2 separate regions of the Mus musculus genome follow, and region 2 is linked to region 1. A link is a loop called in an ENCODE intact Hi-C map of the cell type or tissue named here. Cell type or tissue: heart. All regions are shown on one strand. Each heading gives the region's core, and the rest is flanking DNA. Links, peaks and the distances in the headings are about the cores only. Region 1 has its middle 6.2 kb from the start of Adap1. Region 2 has its middle 19 kb from the start of Gm46926.

Evidence for each region. Hi-C counts contacts between places; a loop is a spot of excess contacts. Peaks named below come from ENCODE experiments on the same cell type or tissue, not always from the same donor. Only the 100,000 strongest peaks of a DNase experiment are listed, where the experiment ranks them.
Region 2: a loop joins it to region 1, with 2.0 times the contacts of the local background. A loop is called at or near these places in 2 of 42 quality-filtered maps.

The regions. Positions count from the first base shown.
Region 1 is chr5:139,330,279-139,333,083 of GRCm38, forward strand. No RefSeq gene overlaps it. Among named protein-coding and RNA genes, the nearest start is that of Adap1, 6.2 kb to the left of the region's middle. In heart, for the core only: a CTCF peak has its summit at 1,605 (motif pointing right); a DNase peak (open chromatin) is centred at 1,643; H3K27ac peaks cover 684 bases; H3K27me3 peaks cover 1,054 bases.
Region 2 is chr5:139,686,377-139,689,181 of GRCm38, forward strand. No RefSeq gene overlaps it. Among named protein-coding and RNA genes, the nearest start is that of Gm46926, 19 kb to the left of the region's middle. In heart, for the core only: a CTCF peak has its summit at 1,509 (motif pointing left); no DNase peak of the experiment used is centred there; H3K4me3 peaks cover 272 bases; H3K27ac peaks cover 278 bases; H3K27me3 peaks cover 2,336 bases.

The sequences.
Region 1 (2,805 bases), core at 96-2,595:
CCGCACCCTTAGTCAACTGGGGCCTCAGGGCCTAAAGCCATGGGGTCCTGGAAGCAGTATGCTGAATGGATCTTGCTGTCCAATGCCCCAGGTACAACCCTGTATGCTTGGGAGCAGGATCCCCTATCCCTTGTAGTGAAGATTGCCCGCTCCCACTCCACCCCCCACCAGACTGATTCCCTCAGGAGTGGCCTTGCTGGGTCACAGTCATCATGACCAACAGGATTTGATTTTTTTTAAAAATCCCTTTCAATTAGCATACAGAATGATGTATTTTGTTTTAAACCTTGCTCTCATGTAGTCTAGGCTGGCCCAAAATGCATTTGGTTTTGCCTATTTACTCGTTTTGAGACATAGTTTCATTTATTTCAGCTAGCCTCTAACTGCCTTCACTCTTTCTCAGAGATGGGGCTGGGGCTGGGGCTGGGGCTGGGGCTGGGGCTGGGGCTGGGGCTGGGGCTGGGGCTGGGGCAGGAGAGCAGGGTTTGGAGATTTCCTCCCACAGAGGGTCGGATGCAGGTGATGGGAGACTGGAATGTGGGAGCAAGGGCTTTTAAAACATCCCTGTTTGAAGCTACTGCTCCCCCAAAGCATCTCTGGTAGCCAGCGCTGCATCAGCACAGCCCCACCCCACTCTGCTCCCACCCCGCCCCCACAGACAGCATTTTGTTCTCACAACAGAAACCGAAAAACCCAGTGGAAAGTTGATCTGCAGCGAGGAGTGTTTCCAAGGAGTCCTGCTCCAGGGAGCCTTAAAGGAGACAGCAAATGTTACTGAGAGCCTGGCACCGGCTGCCAGGTCATGATTCTCCCACAGCCAAGAGACCGGGCCAAGGGACCCCTGATTCCAGACAGGAGTGGTTCAAAGCACCTCACCTGGGACCAAGCTGGTTTAAGAGGGAGCACTTTGGAGTTATCCTGAAGGATAATAGATAGACACGGGTGGGGCAGAGGGCATGGCAGCCGTGAATGCTAGGGTTCACAGAATGGACTTGTGGGGAATTTAGAATTCTTCTTTCAAGCTTGGAATGTAGCCTAGTCAGTAGAGTGCTTGCCCAGCGTGCAAGAAGCCCAGGATATCACCCCAGCACACATACTTTGGGTATGGTGGAAGATCCCTGAAATCCCAGGACTGGAGAGATGAAGGCAGGAGGATCAGGAGTTCAAGGTCAGCCTCAGCAACATAGCACATAGCAAGTTTGGCCAGTCTGGACTATATGAAATTCTGTCTGTAGATAGATAAATGGGGAGAGAGAGAGAGAGAGAGAGAGAGAGGAGAGAGAGAGAGAGAGATGGGGGGCACGGTTTGCTTCATAGGGAGCAGCCACAAGAGTGACAGGTAGACAGAGGCAATGATTCATGGCCCTCAAAAAGACAAGGAATGAAGGGCCTTCTGGAGCTGTGTGCACATACCTGCTCTGGGATCACAGGCTCCTGACAAAATGCCAGAAGACCCTCCCCTTCTCCCGGCCCTGGCAGAAACTGCTCCTGAGCAGCAGATTTTAAGGTTTCATGCAAACTGGCTCCGTCTCAAGGAAAAGTTGAAGAAAGCTCAAGGCAGTGTCCTCCAAGTGACCCTCGCAAGGGCTGCAATGCCAACACTTGCCAGCAGGGGGAGATAAAACACAGCGTTTCCTTTCTCCAGGTGCCAGCACCGCTGTTGCGAAGGACAGTTTCCTTCTTCCTTGATATTAGTGGGGGATGGGAGGGGTTGGTAAGAGTAGAGACAGGTCCTCTCTATATTCCTGGCTATTCTGGAACTCATTATATAGACCAAGCTGGGCTCGAACTCAGTGAGCCACCTGCCTCTGTGATCACAGGTGCGTGGAACCACACCCTGTCCTCTCCTGCCACCCAATGCTTGAGGCTTGATTCCCAGGTTCGAACTCAGGACCTAGGGTCAGCTCCTGGGTCCAGATGCATTGCTGGCATGAAGCATCTCAGAGTCCTGCTGAGCCAGTTCCCACCAGGTGGTCTGAGCCAGGGTCTCTCCAATTCTTTAAATCTAACACCGAGCAAGACCGGAAGCTGTGCCCCTGCTGCAGAGTCCTCACAAAGGCTGTGTGTGAGACGGGACCATGAGACAGTGTCCTGCTGCCCTTGAGTCCTGGCTGAATACCTCTCGGGCCTGGCTGGCACTTGGGACAAAATCATGGTGACAATTTTGAGTGGGCTGATTGGACTTGAGGCGAGTTGGGTGGTAGCTGACCCTGTGCTGTGGGGTGCAGACTGGTTGGTGTCACCATGGCCAAACACTCTTGATACCTACATGGCTAATACTGCTACTGTGTCCTGGCCAGGCCTGGTGGATCCCAGGTTTCCTGTGCCCCCCACAGCCTCAGCTGGGGCCCTATTCCTGCCCACGGTGGGGCATGAGGTTTCCCTTCTGACCCTAGCCCTGGTCTCCAGTTGGCGAGCATGTGTGCCTGGCCCTCCACTCTTATCTCTGCTAGTGGCTCCACACTGCTCTCCAGACCAGGCTGGGCCCCAGCTCCTTTGTCCTTTGGACTGGGGTGGGGACAGGCTTCTCTCTGGTACAAAAGAAGGTGGTACAGGGCCCTCTGAGAGGAAGAACAAGGTGAGGCCCAACCAGATCAGGTTGCTAGTCAGAGGTGTGGTGAAAGGGGTCCCGTTCTAAAGAGCCCTGAGGGTGCAGTGGAGGCTGGAGGCGCCTTCAGGGCAAATGCTCAGGACAGGTTCCTCAGACCCAGATAGCAGAGGGAACACCAGGGAGACATTGTCCCATCCTCTGTCAGCACAGGGACATTGCCATCTGACTAGGTTACACATCCCACCTCAGGGCTG
Region 2 (2,805 bases), core at 298-2,797, 360 kb after region 1:
CCTCAGCATTTAGGAGGAGAGGGTGGCAGGATCAGGGGTTTAAGGTCATCATTGGCTCCATCACTAGTTTGAGGCCATTCTGGGCTGTATGAGGCCCTTTCTCAAAAAGGAAAAAAAGCAAATAAATAAATTGAAAATGAGGTCCTAGTCGCTGGATACCAGGGCTTACTACAGTTGCTGTGAATTGGCTAAATGGATATCTAACCCCTCCCTGAGCTACCCAGGTCTCTGTGGCAGCTAGGCCCTGGCACAGCCTTGAATGCCACCCTCCTCCCCAACCTCAGCCCCAGCCAACTTCCTCTCAGAGTAGATGCAGTCGGGCCTACCACGTGTCCTCCACCCCCAACTTGTAAAGTAACAACCTGTCACGCTACAACCTCTTTGCACCCAAACCACTCTCTGATCTGTGTAAACTGCGATTGATGCGGCGCCGCTTGATATTAATATCTTTTGTTTGTGTGTCTGGTTCCCAGAATCTAATTAAGGAACGTCGCTGCAGAGCCGGGTGCTCCAACAGTTCCCTGCACACACCCAGATGCTGCGTGCACACGCGGCTCTTTTCCCGGCCTGTGTCCCCTCTGCGCACTTAGGGTGCGCTCAGGCTGCACACTCTGCAAGCCCAGGCCAGTGCCTGTGGGCCTTGCAAGTCCAGGCTTCCTCAGAGTACGGGGAGGGATTTGTCCTGTGCTGTGGGCGGAGCAGTCCTGTACAATGGGTGGAGCGATACTATGCAGTGGGTGGGACAGTCCTGTAAAGGGCGGGGCAGTCCTGTGCTGTGGGAGGGTCCTCCCCTTTAGTAGGGTTGTGTGAAGCCTGCCTGTGAGGTAAGAAGGACTAGGCTGGACTCAGTGCAGGCAGATAGCGATACAGGGACAGAGCTTGCCATCTGTCCTGGGATGGGGAATGGGGGTGGGGAGGGGAAGCCAAGATAATCTCCCACCCCAAAGCACAGATAGAGACAATGAGGCTGAGAGATGCTTGCAGTTCTGGGTTCTTCCCTGGCCCTCCAGACACCATGCTGTACTCCTTAGGAAGCAATTACTTATTACCAAAGGGTCTAAGGAGGACGGGGATCCAGAATCCTTCTACCCGAGGCCACTAGCTGTCCAGGGGAGCCCCCACCACTTCTAGTCACAGAAGTGATGGCACTGTGCACCTCTTGAAGTCACCACTTGAGCCAGCGATCTCACAGCCCTGTGGGCCTCATCTGTGGCAAGCCAGCCAGTACCCTCCTGTCAGGCCTCCGAGCAAGCACACAGTTTTCTGCTGATGCCTCTGGAGCCCAGGACACCAGATCCCCAATGTGGTCCCAGATGAGGCATGGCAGGCCCAGGGCACAACAGCCTAAAGCAGGTCTTCAAGGTGGTTCAGCCAGGTGCCCTGGACCGTCATGCAGGCATCCCTGGGTGTGTGGCTTAGGTAAGCATGCCCCTTGCACTACTTCTGGGACACCCGCAGGGCCACCACCCCGTAGAAATCCGCGCTCTTAGAAACGCCGCAGCGCCACCTGCAGGCCGCACTCGGTGCTGCTCAACTGACTGGACTTGGGGGCTATTGCCCAAAACGTAAAGCCAACATGAGGCTTCTCAGTGTGTCATTTGACCATTTATTCGTTGATTCCATTTTACTGATCAGGAAACTGAGGCGAAAATAGGTAGCTTAAGATGACCTCAGTTGAAAGCAACCAAATGAGCTCACCCTGCCACCCAGCAGCAATCCGACCTGTCACCCACCGGTTAAATAATATTCCAAGTCGGGGCACTTAGGGGAGGGCTGTAAGAATCTTCAGTCGGGAGTCAATGAATGCGGTGGATGGTCCCAGCTTGTGGTTTCAACTTTTCTGCGTGGCATTCTAGAAGTTCTAGATACATGTGCCTCAGTTTCCCCACCCATGCTGTGTATGGGATAGAAGCTACAATGTCTATGTCCCATGTTCTTCCCACACCCTGGATGTGTTAGCAGAAGTCTTTACAGGGCAGGCTGTGGCAGGGCTGGGTCTGAGGTGGCCCTGTCCCTCATGGGATCCCACAGCACCTATGGCTGTCACTGGCAGGAAGTTTAATGCTCCCATCTAACGCCGACCACAGCCCTCCTATACGCCTGTGGCCTCACTCAGGGCGGGCATCTCAGATGGAGGGTAAGGGACAGATGGTGCTGGCCCGTGTGCCAACCCAGCTGGATCCGGGCAACGCCTGCTGTTGTTGAGAGCAACTGCCAAGAACTGTGGCTGGACGGGACTCCGGCTGCACCTGGGGGTCGGGGTGGACCCAGCTTGGCACTGTAGCTGATAAGCATGACCTTGAACAGGCCTCCCCATGTCCTTGTCCAGCGCCCCCCGCCCAGGTCTCTGCTTTCATGGCTCTCCCATTCACCTTCCACCACATCATCTAAGGACCCCGTTACACACGGCTCCCTTCTCAGCAACAGACTCTGTGATCTTTGGTAGTTGCTTAACCTCTCTGATCTTCATCTGGGAAACCTAGCCTGGGGACGAGGACAGAGGAGGAGTAGCCTTCTGGCTTGTTTCCAGCAAGCCTCAGAGGCCCATGGTATTGCTGGTACAGTGTTCATCTTGCTGTGACATTCCATGCCCAGAGCCAGCCATCACCTACCCATTTTAAAGACAGAAAAATGGAGGCTTCTATGATGACAGTTGGGAAGTGACTTCCAACACGAGTCAGCAGAGCTTTAAACATGGACCAGCCATACCTTATCGTCAGGTCCAGGACCCTGGTCACACACTGGGGAAGGAGACAGAGCACACACACCACAGACGCTTAACACTTGGCTGGGCTACCCCTGAGC